Regions from separate parts of the Homo sapiens genome. Here region 2 is linked to region 1. Evidence: chromatin contacts called from ENCODE Hi-C or POLR2A ChIA-PET data. All regions are on one chromosome and are shown on one strand. The core of a region is the stretch at or near the end of the contact, and the rest is flanking DNA. Distances in the headings are between cores, read along the strand shown.

Evidence for each region. Hi-C counts contacts between places; a loop is a spot of excess contacts on that map. ChIA-PET counts read pairs that join two places held with the same protein, here RNA polymerase II (POLR2A). Pooled maps may share reads with other maps.
Region 2: a loop to region 1 is called in a pooled map, with 2.4 times the contacts of the local background. The contact joins two enhancer-like sites. A Hi-C loop is called at or near these places in 4 of 168 maps with a recorded cell type or tissue (Caco-2, ascending aorta, colonic mucosa and 1 more), 6 of 37 single-sample maps with no recorded cell type and 10 of 50 pooled maps. POLR2A ChIA-PET finds 5 or more read pairs at or near these places in 1 of 52 experiments (activated CD4-positive, alpha-beta T cell).

What each region holds. Positions count from the first base shown.
Region 1 is chr13:31,997,616-32,003,410 of GRCh38, reverse strand. No RefSeq gene overlaps it. Among named protein-coding and RNA genes, the nearest start is that of FRY-AS1, 31 kb to the left of the region's middle. Within about 2 kb of position 1,955, at least 3 of the 41 ENCODE cell types and tissues checked have a DNase peak (open chromatin) inside an H3K27ac peak, as active enhancers do.
Region 2 is chr13:32,241,852-32,248,096 of GRCh38, reverse strand. It overlaps FRY (FRY microtubule binding protein), which reads right to left. Exons shown (of 61, transcript NM_023037.3): 47 at 3,915-4,055; 48 at 595-774. Among named protein-coding and RNA genes, the nearest start is that of ZAR1L, 70 kb to the left of the region's middle. Within about 2 kb of position 1,561, at least 4 of the 41 ENCODE cell types and tissues checked have a DNase peak (open chromatin) inside an H3K27ac peak, as active enhancers do.

The DNA.
Region 1 (5,795 bases), core at 706-3,205:
TTTCCAGGGGCTCACCTTTCTATAAAGTGGGGTATAGCAATAATATCTATGTCAGTGGGTCAATGTCGTGGTTATAAAGCACACAGTAAAAACTCAAAAATGCCAAAGATTACTGTTATACCTTTGCAAGTACCAGAAAGCTCTTTCATTACCAAATTTATTTCTAATATAAAAAATAAAATGACTCAGGCCTGTCATGGCTGAGCAGAAACAAGGATTTCTGGGGAAATGGTCTGATTATAAATTAGATTAAGAAGGGACAGGTGCATGCACAGATGATGGGGTTTTACACTACTTTATGCATTTACGTTCTGGACACAGGCCGAGAGTTACTGGCAAAGGGAAATCAGTGTTTGCTCAAGGAACAAGTCTCTACCATAGAGCAAGCCAGCAGAGAGAAAGGCCTGGGGTCTGAGGGGTAGTCACAGATCCTGGCTTCTCTTGCATCACTGAGGCATGCCTGCAACGGACATCTTCCTCAGCCCTTGACACATTGATTTAGTGAATGCATTAGATACTTGGGCAGATTTAAACAAACAAAAAAAATTTTCTGCTATTTCTTCATATTCTAATGCCCTTTTTGAGATCCCAGCTTCTGAGAATAACTCTCAAGACCAACTTTCTCATAAACCGTGGTTAAAAAAAATCATTTCACTTATAATTTACCTTTTGCATTTTTTGTGTGTTCTTAAAAAAAATCTGAAACATCCCATCTAACATTACGTTGTTGAAACTTTGGTGATTTCTGTATAGAGATTATATGAGTTAAAAAATAAACTTTTAAAGTTTAAAAAAGTTTAAATAAAAATAAACTTTTAAACTTGTGTAGTCCATATTTTCTTCAGTGGCATTGGTTATAAGGCTATTGGCAGTTACTTCTACAGAATTTAGGTAATTAGAGTCTAGTGCTAAAAAAGTACACATGTGGCCGGGCCCAGTGGCTCACACCTGTAATCCCAGCACTTTGGGAAATCGAGGTGGGCAGATCACTTGAGGTCAGGAGTTCAAGACCAGCCTGACCAACATGGTGAAACCCCATCTCTACTAAAAATACAAAAATGAGCCAGGTGTGGTGGTGGGCGCCTGTAATCCCAGCTACTTAGGAGGCTGAGGCATGAGAATCACTTGAACCTGGGAGGCGGAGGTTGCAGTGAGCCGAGATTGCACCATTGCACTCCAGCCTGGGCGACAGAGTAAGACTCTGTCTCAAAAAAGAAAAAAAAAAAAGCACACATGAACATGTATTCCCTCACATTGGAGCTCACTTCACCACCACAGATAATAAGCATAAATTTAGAGTTGTCTCTTTTAAGTCTGTGTCCTACATCCTGCAGGAGAGCTCTCTATGGCAAGGGTTGTCTTTTGCAAGTCATTTATATTCTAGTAGCACCAGCGGTAGTTCTGCACTCAAACCTCCTGCAGTGGCTCTTCCCCCTCATGCCAAGTTCATGACTGTATCTAGAGTTCATGTGTTTGCCCCAGTGAGGAACACTAGCCATGGTCCAGGTCCTGAGAGCCAAGCCTCACAGAATCCTTGGCAACAAAGAATTCCACCACTACCCCTTGGACCCTAAAAGTGGCTGTGATGTCAATGTCAGCATTTTGGTTTTCTCTTTGGCTCATGCCATCCACCCCAGTTCTCGAGGGCACCAAAATACACTGCTGAGGCTGGCAGGGCAAGCAAGCACTTCACTTCCCAGCCAGAACAACCAGGCCATGGGAGGTGACAAAACCATCACAGGCCCCTGTCACCACCACCTGCCTACACTGATGATAAGCCCCTTCCAAAGCTAATCGGTTGCTCACTCTTTTGGAAGAGTTGAATTCCTCCAGATTGCTCCAGGCTTGCAAATCTCCCAGGGGTTGTACAATGCACAGGTCTCAAGTCCCAAGCAGCTCCCAGCCTCAGGGAGCTTTATTTTCTCTCCAGCTGGGTAGGTGACACCTAGTGGTAGCAATTAATAAAACTCCCCAAAGGAGAGGATGTTTGAGGTCACTGACCAGTGGTGGAGGTGAATTTCAAACTCCAGTTCTATGAATCTGTGCTCATTCCAGCCCTTCACTCTGTCTATAAGAGATATGATCCCTAAAGGGCTTTATATTTGCAATGCATTTTCTTATACATGATATTCTAGGCATCTAACAATAATCCTAAGAGGTGACAGTTATTACACAATAACATTATTGTGTAATATTGTGTAATAACATATTATGAAAAAATCTCCTTGATTCTTTCACTTTCTCTCTTTTTTTTTTTTGAGACCCTGTCTCTTCTTTTTTTTTTTTTTTTATTGATCATTCTTGGGTGTTTCTCGCAGAGGGGGATTTGGCAGGGTCATAGGACAATAGTGGAGGGAAGGTCAGCAGATTAACAAGTGAACAAAGGTCTCTGGTTTTCCTAGGCAGAGGACCCTGCGGCCTTCCGCAGTGTTTGTGTCCCTGGGTACTTGAGATTAGGGAGTGGTGATGACTCTTAACGAGCATGCTGCCTTCAAGCATCTGTTTAACAAAGCACATCTTGCACCGCCCTTAATCCGTTTAACCCTGAGTGGACACAGCACATGTTTCAGAGAGCACAGGGTTGGGGGTAAGGCCACAGATCAACAGGATCCCAAGGCAGAAGAATTTTTCTTAGTACAGAACAAAACGAAAAGTTTCCCATGTCTACTTCTTTCTACACAGACAGGGCAACCATCCGATTTCTCAATCTTTTCCCCACCTTTCCCCCCTTTCTATTCCACAAAACCGCCATTGCCATCCTGGCCCGTTCTCAATGAGCTGTTGGGTACACCTCCCAGACGGGGTGGTGGCCGGGCAGAGGGGCTCCTCACTTCCCAGAAGGGGTGGCCGGGCAGAGGCGCCCCTCACCTCCCGGACGGGGCGGCTGGCCGGGCGGGAGGCTGACCCCCCCACCTCCCTCCCGGACCGGGCGGCTGGCCGGGCGGGGGGCTGACCCCCCCACCTCCCTCCCGGACCGGGCGGCTGGCCGGGCGGGGGGCTGACCCCCCCACCTCCCTCCCGGACGGGGTGGCTGCTGGGCGGAGACGCTCCTCACTTCCCAGACGGGGTGGCTGCCGGGCGGAGAGGCTCCTCACTTCCCAGTAGGGGCGGCCGGGCAGAGGCGCCCCTCGCCTCCCGGATGGGGCGGCTGGCCGGGCGGGGGGCTGACCCCCCCACCTCCCTCCCGAACGGGGTGGCTGCCGGGCGGAGGGGCTCCTCACTTCTCAGACGGGGCGGTTGCCAGGCAGAGGGTCTCCTCACTTCTCAGACGGGGCGGCCGGGCAGAGACGCTCTTCACCTCCCAGATGGGGTCGAGGCCGGGCAGAGGCGCTCCTCACATCCCAGACGGGGCGGCGGGGCAGAGGCGCTCCCCACATCTCAGACGATGATGGGCGGCCGGGCAGAGACGCTCCTCACTTCCTAGATGTGATGGCGGCCGGGAAGAGGCGCTCCTCACTTCCTAGATGGGATGGCGGCCGTGCAGAGATGCTCCTCACTTCCCAGACGGGGTGGCGGCTGGGCAGAGGCTGCAATCTCGGCACTTTGGGAGGCCGAGGCAGGCGGCTGGGAGGTGGAGGTTGTAGCGAGCCGAGATCACGCCACTGCACTCCAGCCTGGGCACCATTGAGCACTGAGTGAACCAGACTCCGTCTGCAATCCCAGCACCTCGGGAGGCCGAGGCTGGCGGATCACTTGTGGTTAGGAGCTGGAGACCAGCCCGGCCAACACAGCGAAACCCCATCTCCACCAAAAAAATACGAAAACCAGTCAGGCGTGGCGGCACGCGCCTGTAATCGCAGGCACTCAGCAGGCTGAGGCAGGAGAATCAGGCAGGGAGGTTGCAGTGAGCCGAGATGGCAGCAGTACAGTCCAGCTTCGGCTCGGCATCAGAGGGAGACTGGGGAGAGGGAGACTGGAGAGGGAGAGGGAGACGGGAGAGGGGGAGGGGGAGGAGGAGGGGGAGGGGGAGGGGGAGAGGGAGAGGGAGAGGGACTTTCTCTTGATAAGAAATGATGCAGTAGGCAGAAATTATAAAGCTGCTCCCCAAACATGTCCTGCTCTAATCCCTGGAATATGATGAAATATCATCCCAGGATCATTTTAGACAGCAGAAATGATCTTAAAATACGGAGAGTGTCCAGGTGGGTGTCATCTAATCACATAAGCCCTTAAAGGTAGAGAGCTTTCTCTGGTTGGTGGCAGAAGAAGGAAACAGAGGGACCTGAAGCATTAGGGTCACTGCTGGCTTAAAGGTGGAGGGGCCACATGGAAGAAAGGCAGGCAGCCCCAGGAGCTGTCCTATGACTGAATATTTGTGTCCCTCCTCTCCTAATTTATATGTTGAAACCCTAACCTCCAATGTGATGATATTGTCAGATGGAGCCTTTGGGAGGCAATTAGGGTAGGATGAGGTCATGAGTTTGGGATACTGGTTTGGTGGGATTAGTTCCCTTAGAAGAGATACCAGACAGCTCTCTTGCTCCCCCAACCCCTCCAATGTGAGGACACAGCCAGAAGGCATCTATAAGCCAGAAGAGCATCCTCATGATAATGTGACCATGCAGGCACCTTGATCATAGACTTCCAGTCTCCAGAACTGTGAAAAAATAAATGCCTGTTGTTTAAACCAGCCTGTGGTATTTTGTTATGGCACTTGAGCACACTAAGACAAGCTGACAGCCAACAAAGAAAGAGGGACCTCAGTCCCACAACTGTAAGGATATGGATTCCTCCAACACCCTGAAAGAGTCTGGAAATGGATTCTTCCCCGTAGCCTCCAGGTAAAAGCCCATCTGGATCAAAACCTTCATTTTGGCCTTGTGGGACCTTGAGCAGAGGATCAAGTTTTAACCCATGCCTGGGTTCCTGATCCAAAGAAAACTGAGATAACAAGTGGATGTTGTTTTAAGTGGCTAAATTAGTGGTGATTTGTCACCAATAATAGAAAACGAAAGCCCCAGAATCAGGACTCCATCCTTTCAAACACACGCGCATACGCGCACGCACACACACACAGGCACACACCCCATCCTATCCTGGTACTAAAGGGCTACTCTGAGCTAGTTATCACATTTCCCTCCTTTCTGGTTATTCCAGTGGCCACTCACCTACTTCCTGCTCTCATTATCTTTATCTGCATTCTTATCTGGCTTCCCTCCTTCAGTCTCCCCACCCTTTTCTCTAATCCTAGGCAATGCTGCCAGATTCCATTTCTTAACATAGTTCCAAACACCATTCTCTGGAACAGTGCTGCTAAGAATAAAGTTTTCACCAGTCCAGGGTATTAAGAAAAATAAAATAAAATAAGGAAAATGCTGTGAGTTTATATAAATATTATATTTATATATAAATATATATATGTAAAGCTAAATATTTTACATTTGAAGAACTTTTTTTCTAACTTTCCATGGTAAGATGATCTTTTTCTATGAAATGACAATTATGGTTGTAGTAGGCTGCAGCACAAATGGTCACAAATTTGTTCCTGTTTGTGTGTCCCTTTGCAATGTGACGTAGTAGCTCCTTTTGTCAAGAGGAGGAATCTATTTATTTACCTATTGAATCTAGGCTAGCCTGTGTTACTTGCTTTGACAATGCAACATTAGCAAAGGTGAGGTAAGGACTTGAAAAGGGCTTGTGCCCTGAAATTTTCTCTCTTGCCACTGGGAACCCTTGACCATTATGTGAACAAGCCCTGGTTGGCCTCTTGAGATCAGAGACCCTCTGAAGAGAGGCCCCAGCCAACCTGGCTGCCCAAACTGAGGGTCCAAATGTGTGAGTGAGAGTATCTGAAC
Region 2 (6,245 bases), core at 312-2,811, 250 kb before region 1:
AATATAAGCCTCCCAAATATTTGTTCATGGACTATCAGGTAAACATGACTACTTCCTGTCCTTTCTTTTCTTCCTGACTCCTTAGCTTGGGTCCCTAGTCTTTTGCTCCTCCCTCTCTCTCCCCTGCCCGCTTCAAGGCAAGAATTTAGTTTTACTTGTTTAAAAAATAGTGTGGACTGGGGAAGCAACTATAAAAGTGGAGTCTATATTCCTGTAAATTTCGGTCATCTGCTGAACTGGCTGTCATTCAGGGAGAAACATTGTGGATATAAAGACATGACCATTGTCAGATAAAGAATGAGTGAAGGTCATGGTTTAAAATGCTTATGATCGTTCCATTTTTAAATACCTCTTTTTAAAATCATTTTTTACATAACTGAGGCTAGTTTCTATTTTTAAAAGCTGCCAACTGAGAGTCCCAGTGAATATGACACTCAATGGGTTCTTTAAAAAGCAAAACCTAATTTAGCCCTTAGAAATCTTCATTTGAAATAACTGTCAAATAAGTCTTCTTTTTTCCAGGCAACTACTTTTGATCTTTGCTACTACAAATTCATGCTAAAGTTCACAGAAATAGTTAACATAGCTAAGTACCTCCGAAATATCGAAGTGGAAGTCCAGGGTTTTCCCAGGTAATTCCTTGGAAGCACTAGTCCACACTCGATGTATTTCTATTTTTGAGAGGTCACTGTGCTGGTATGAAGGTAAAACAAGGCTGGCTGACCGAGAAACTACCAGCTTCAAGATATTCAGAGCTTCTCTCCAGTGAACACTCTGCAGGAAATAAAACATTCAAGGGTTAAAAATAATTTAATTTTTTTAAAGCTAATGTATGTCAGAATGACCAGTGAGAAGCTAGTGACCAGTCAGAATTCACTGACTTAAAACAGCGCAGCAGGTTCCATGAGAAGTAAAAGGCAAATGACATAAAAAGACAATGTATATATAAAAGGAGCTATGTTTAGGAGACAAACAAAAAAGACCAATTTTGTCCATTTCAGCTAAATTAAATTCTTATTAATGAGGTACCATTATGGTAATGAGGCACCTCCTTAATTTGAGGGAAAAAAAAAAGCTCCCAATGCATTTTATGACACTGACTGTTCAGTTCACTCTTTCTTAAAGTTCTCCCCACCCTCCGGTTTCCAGTCTTCTTGGTCCTCCTTCTAGTTCTCTGGCTCCTCCTGCTCCATTTGCTTCCTGGGTACCTTGATCTCTGTCTTCAGCCCTCTTTTCTTCTCACTTCTTGTCTTCCTCATTACTTAACTCAGGAATCTGGAAGCCCTTCTTAACCCTTTCTTTCCCTCCCTCCTGGTAATCTGTTCCCTCCACGGCATTCCTGCTGGCACTGGCTCAGCGGCACCCTCTTGGGCCTTGCCTGGACTATCTCAATGGCCCCTTACTGGTGTCTTGGCTTGCAGCCCTTAAGTGCATCAGATCCAGCTAGAGTGATCTTCCTAGAACTCTTCAGACCAAGCCACTTCCCTGACTAAACTCCTTCACAGACTCCCTCTGGTGGACAGGGTGGAGTCCACACTCTTTGAGCATGGCCTGCAAGGGTCATCTCCCCCAGGCTGCTGCTGGAGTTCCCCAAACTTGGCAAGCCCTCTCAGCCTCTGTGCCTTTACTCATGCTATGCCCTCATCCTTGAATACATTTCCCCTCCTTATTGGCATGTCAAATTCCTACTCTTCATTTAAGACTCAGTTTTACCATCTTCGTTTCTCTGACAACCTCCAATCAGACTGTGTGCCGCTCCCATAAAAATATTAGAAACACAGATAAACAAATTTGATGAAAGTTGTTATTATTATTTTTTGCCTGGACTTTGCAGTCAAAGCACATGAAATAAAACATCTATTAAATTCTGCGCAAGGGAAGCCATGGTTTAAATGTGAAATAAGCTACTATTTGAGTTAAGATAAAAAGTATCAGACGTCGCCCGCAGGCCTAAGACAAAATGGACAGCCTCATTAAACAACAAAATGGGGCACACATTCGTAGAAAGGTGTCAACTGACCACCTGTCTCCTGTGAGTGAAGTGAGAAACTGTTAACTGACTGCCTACCCTATGTGGTGTAAGTATGATGCAGCAACGCCACTTGAAAAATGCTTGGAAGTCACTTTCAGCATCAAATAATTTCTGTAAGTAATTTGGTGAAGTAAAGATGGAAAGGAATGTCTAAAATTTATACGGTATATCTTCATCAATGAGCTTCCAGAGAGAACCTAGCATTTGCCCTTGAATCCTACAAGTTACAAAGTACATTCCAGAGAAGAAATAGACAAATACAATATAGAGAAAAGGATGTCTATGCTCTTGAGCTAGGCGCTCTCTACTTAACCCCATCGTGGCCCTGCACTACTCCCATGGCCTGGAGCCTCCCTGCTTTAGTCTGTGGTCATGTGTTTTAGATTAACTTCCAGGCTCTAGAAACTCGTCCTGGTGTGTTTGAGCTATCTTTCCATCTATCTATATTCCTATCTTCCTATTTATCACTGTTGGCCGGGTTGGAGTGCAGTGGTGTGATCACAGTTCACTGTAACCTCAACCTCCTGGGCTCAAGGGAAACTCTCTCCCCAGCCTCCTAAGTAGCTGGGACTATAGGTGTGCACCACCACACCTTGCTGATTTTTAAAATTTTTTTTATTTTTGTAGAGATGGGGTGTCACTTTGTTGCCCAGGCTGGTCTTGAACTCCTGGCCTCAAGCGATCCTCTTGCCTCAGCCTCCCAAAGTGCTGGGATTACAGGATAAGCCACTGCACCTGGCCTTGATATTTATTTTTATTTTCATTAAAATAAATTGTGTTTCTGGTCTTCTCAGAGTACGGCTTTAAGAATCAATCTGGGCTGGACGTGGTGGCTCATGCCTGTAATCCCAGCACTTTGGGAGGCCGAGGCGGTGGATCACGAGGTCAGGAGTTCGAGACCAGCCTGGCCAATATGGTGAAACCCTGTCTCTACTAAAAATACAAAAATTAGCCGGGCGTGGTGGCACACGCCTGTAGTCCCAGCTACTTGGGAGGTTGAGGCAGAAGGATCGCTTGAACCCGGGAGGTGGAGGTTGCAGTGAGCCGAGATTGTGCCACTGCACTCCAGCCTGGACAGAGCGAGACTCAGTTTTGAAAAAAAAAATCAATCTGTAGCTGTTTGGAGATGTCCAAGTATCCTGCCAGGGAGGCTGCCTGGTACAATAAAACAAAGACACTGGCTTTGGATCCAAATACCAGCTCCAGCCTTTACTAACTGAAATCTTGGAGCCAGTCTCTTGGTTTTAAAAATATACATAAAGACTGTTTATTATGGAAATATTAAAATATACACAGAAACCGAGAGACTAGTCTAATGAATCCCTTTGTACTATTCATCAACTATTCACATTTTGTCATCTTGTTTTATTTATCCCCTCAAACAAATGTTTTTTGTTTGTTTGTTGCAGTATTTTCAAGTATATTTCTGCAAGTTTCTTAACCACTCTTCAACTCTAAAGTGACAGTTTTAGCCTTTGAATAATCCTTCACATGTTGAAACACCGGGCCTAGAACCCGGCACATGTGAAAGTTCCTACAGTTCCTTGTCCCCTCTCCTTCTCTGAAACGGGATAAAAAAACCAAGACTCTGCCTCTGCCCTCCAAGTCAGGCGTGTGCTTTCAATACTCAGCCTGTGGCCCCAAGAGGCGGAAATGTGCCTTTTAAAGGCACCGGAGTGTGCCGGGGTCTTGTGCTCTCATTCTCTTCAGAATACTACTCAGGGTGTGGCCAACTCCCACTCTTAACTGCCCTGGCTGTGCCATGGATGTCAAGGAATGAATGAGTGGCCTGGCACCCAGATGGTTTTGTAGCCAAGCTACAGGAAAAGCCTCCATCTTTTTAGAACGACTGGTTGCTTAGTGAAGTTATCCAAGTACTCACTTGCACATATTTTTCAATTGTCTTCAGAACTTCCACATTGAACTGTTTGACAGGAACGACAGAAAGGTCCATGTAGCTGAGAAGACTGTAGATCACCTGGAGCAGGGGCTGCTGCACACTAGGGAGGCCCTTCTCCAGCAGCTGTGGGGGCAAAGTGCGGCTGGAGTCAGTCACACACCAGATCTCCGTATGGAAGGACCCGTGTTTTCCAACACATTTAGGATTGCACATTTCCTTTTTATTTTTTATTTTTTTAGGAGATGGGGTCTTGCTATGTTGCCCAGCCTAGTCTCGAACTCCTGGCCTCAAGAGATCCTCCTGCCTCAGCTCGAAAGTATCTGGGATTATAGGCAAGAGCTACCATGCCTGGCTTGATTGCACATTTCCTTAGGAGGGGAAATAAAATCCTAACTATGAAGAACTGAAGATATTATCAAAATAGACTATATCATGTGTGGAGGTGTAAATATGTAAGTATAAAATTCACATGAGGAAATATTTAAAAACACCTAAAAGGAAAGCATCAGACACCAATTATCAAAAATTACAAATTCAAACAAAAGATAAAATCTGTCAGTTATCAAACTGGCAAAGATTAGAAATTGATAATACTCAGTATTGATGGGGAGATAAAGAAATGAGTATTCTTACATATCAGTGGAAATGTAAATTGGATAGTTTGGCAAATAAGATCAAGAGCAATGAAGAGGTCCATAATCTTTTGACACAGTAATTATACTTTTAGGAATGTTTCTCAAACCAGAGATAGACATTAAGATTTATGTATAAGATTTCACCATAGCATTATTTATAATGGCAAAAAACATACACAAAACAAGAAAGCTTTGTAAGCAATTCAAGTATTGAACGCTAGGGAAATGGATATATAAGTTAACAGCAAACTGTATAATGAAACGTCATGCAGTTAATAGAATGACATTTTTAAAGGCAGTGGAGGATATCAGATAATATTAAGTGGGAAATGAAGGATACACAATTGTCTTTTTAATAGATGATGCCAATATTGACATGAATGTGTGTGTTACATAGAAATAACATTGGAAATAAATTTTAAAATGTTAGTATTGTTTCTCTACAATTCTGGGTAATTTTTCTTTTCTTTTTAAAAACTTTCCTGCAACTTCCAAATTTTGTTATGAATATATACTGCTTTTATAATCATAAAAAATCAATGATATTGACCAAAAGGAAAGCAAAATAAGGAAAACATATATGTGACAGACATCATGATAAAAGTTTACTGTTTAAGATAAAAAGTTGATAGAGATGATCCAACTAAATGTTGAAATTACACAATATTTACGGAGTGGTTAAAACATGAGGAAAGAGCAGGGCGCGGTGGCTCATGCCTGTAATCCCAGCACTTTGGGAGGCTGAGGTGGGTGGATCACCTGAGGTCAGGAGTACAAGACCAGCCTGACCAACATAGTGAAACCCAGTCTCTACTAAAAATACAAAAATTAGCTGGGCGTAGTGGTGGGTGCCTGTAATCCCAGCTACTCGGGAGGGTGAGGCAGGAGAACTGTGTGAACCCAGGAAGTGGAAGTTGCAGTGAGCCAACGTCATGTTGCTGCACTCCAGCCTAGGTGACAAGAGCAAGACTCTGTCTCAAAACAAAACAAAACAAAACAAAAAACATGAGTAAATAATTATGTAAATCTATAATGTGGAAAAATGAATATCTTTACTAGAAAGAAAATACATAAAATAGTTCAAAATTATTAATAAAAAGTGTTAAATTAAAAAATAAATGGAATGACAAAATTTAGTGGGGATACAGGAAAACAAGAATATTTATACACTGTTTATAGTATTACAAATGGGGGGATCTTTATGAAGACCAACTTCTCGAATATGTTGAAGAACTAAATAACATACCCACAATCCATGCCACAGGACTGAATAATTCGACTTCAGGAAATGTAGAGTCATTTGATATTATGTGATAAAAGGATTTTGATAAAATCTATTATTACTTGATCAAATTTCAAATATCATTTGATAAAGATCTACATAACAAGACCATTTGTAATGGAAAAAATTATGAACATTAGCAACAAAAGGGAGATGGTTAAGCAAACTGTGTTACCTTAACCTGATAGACTTCCAGAGTTATTTAAAACAGCACTCTGTGCGCTACCCCAACACATAGAAATATACACACACAGTTAATAATAAGTGAGCAAAGAAGGTTCCAGGGAATACCACAGTGACACAAAATTATATGTATGTGCATAGCCAAGACCTGAAAGAATGTGTAATTGAAACAGAAGTTAATATATATTATATACAGTGGGACCTTGGTTAAGT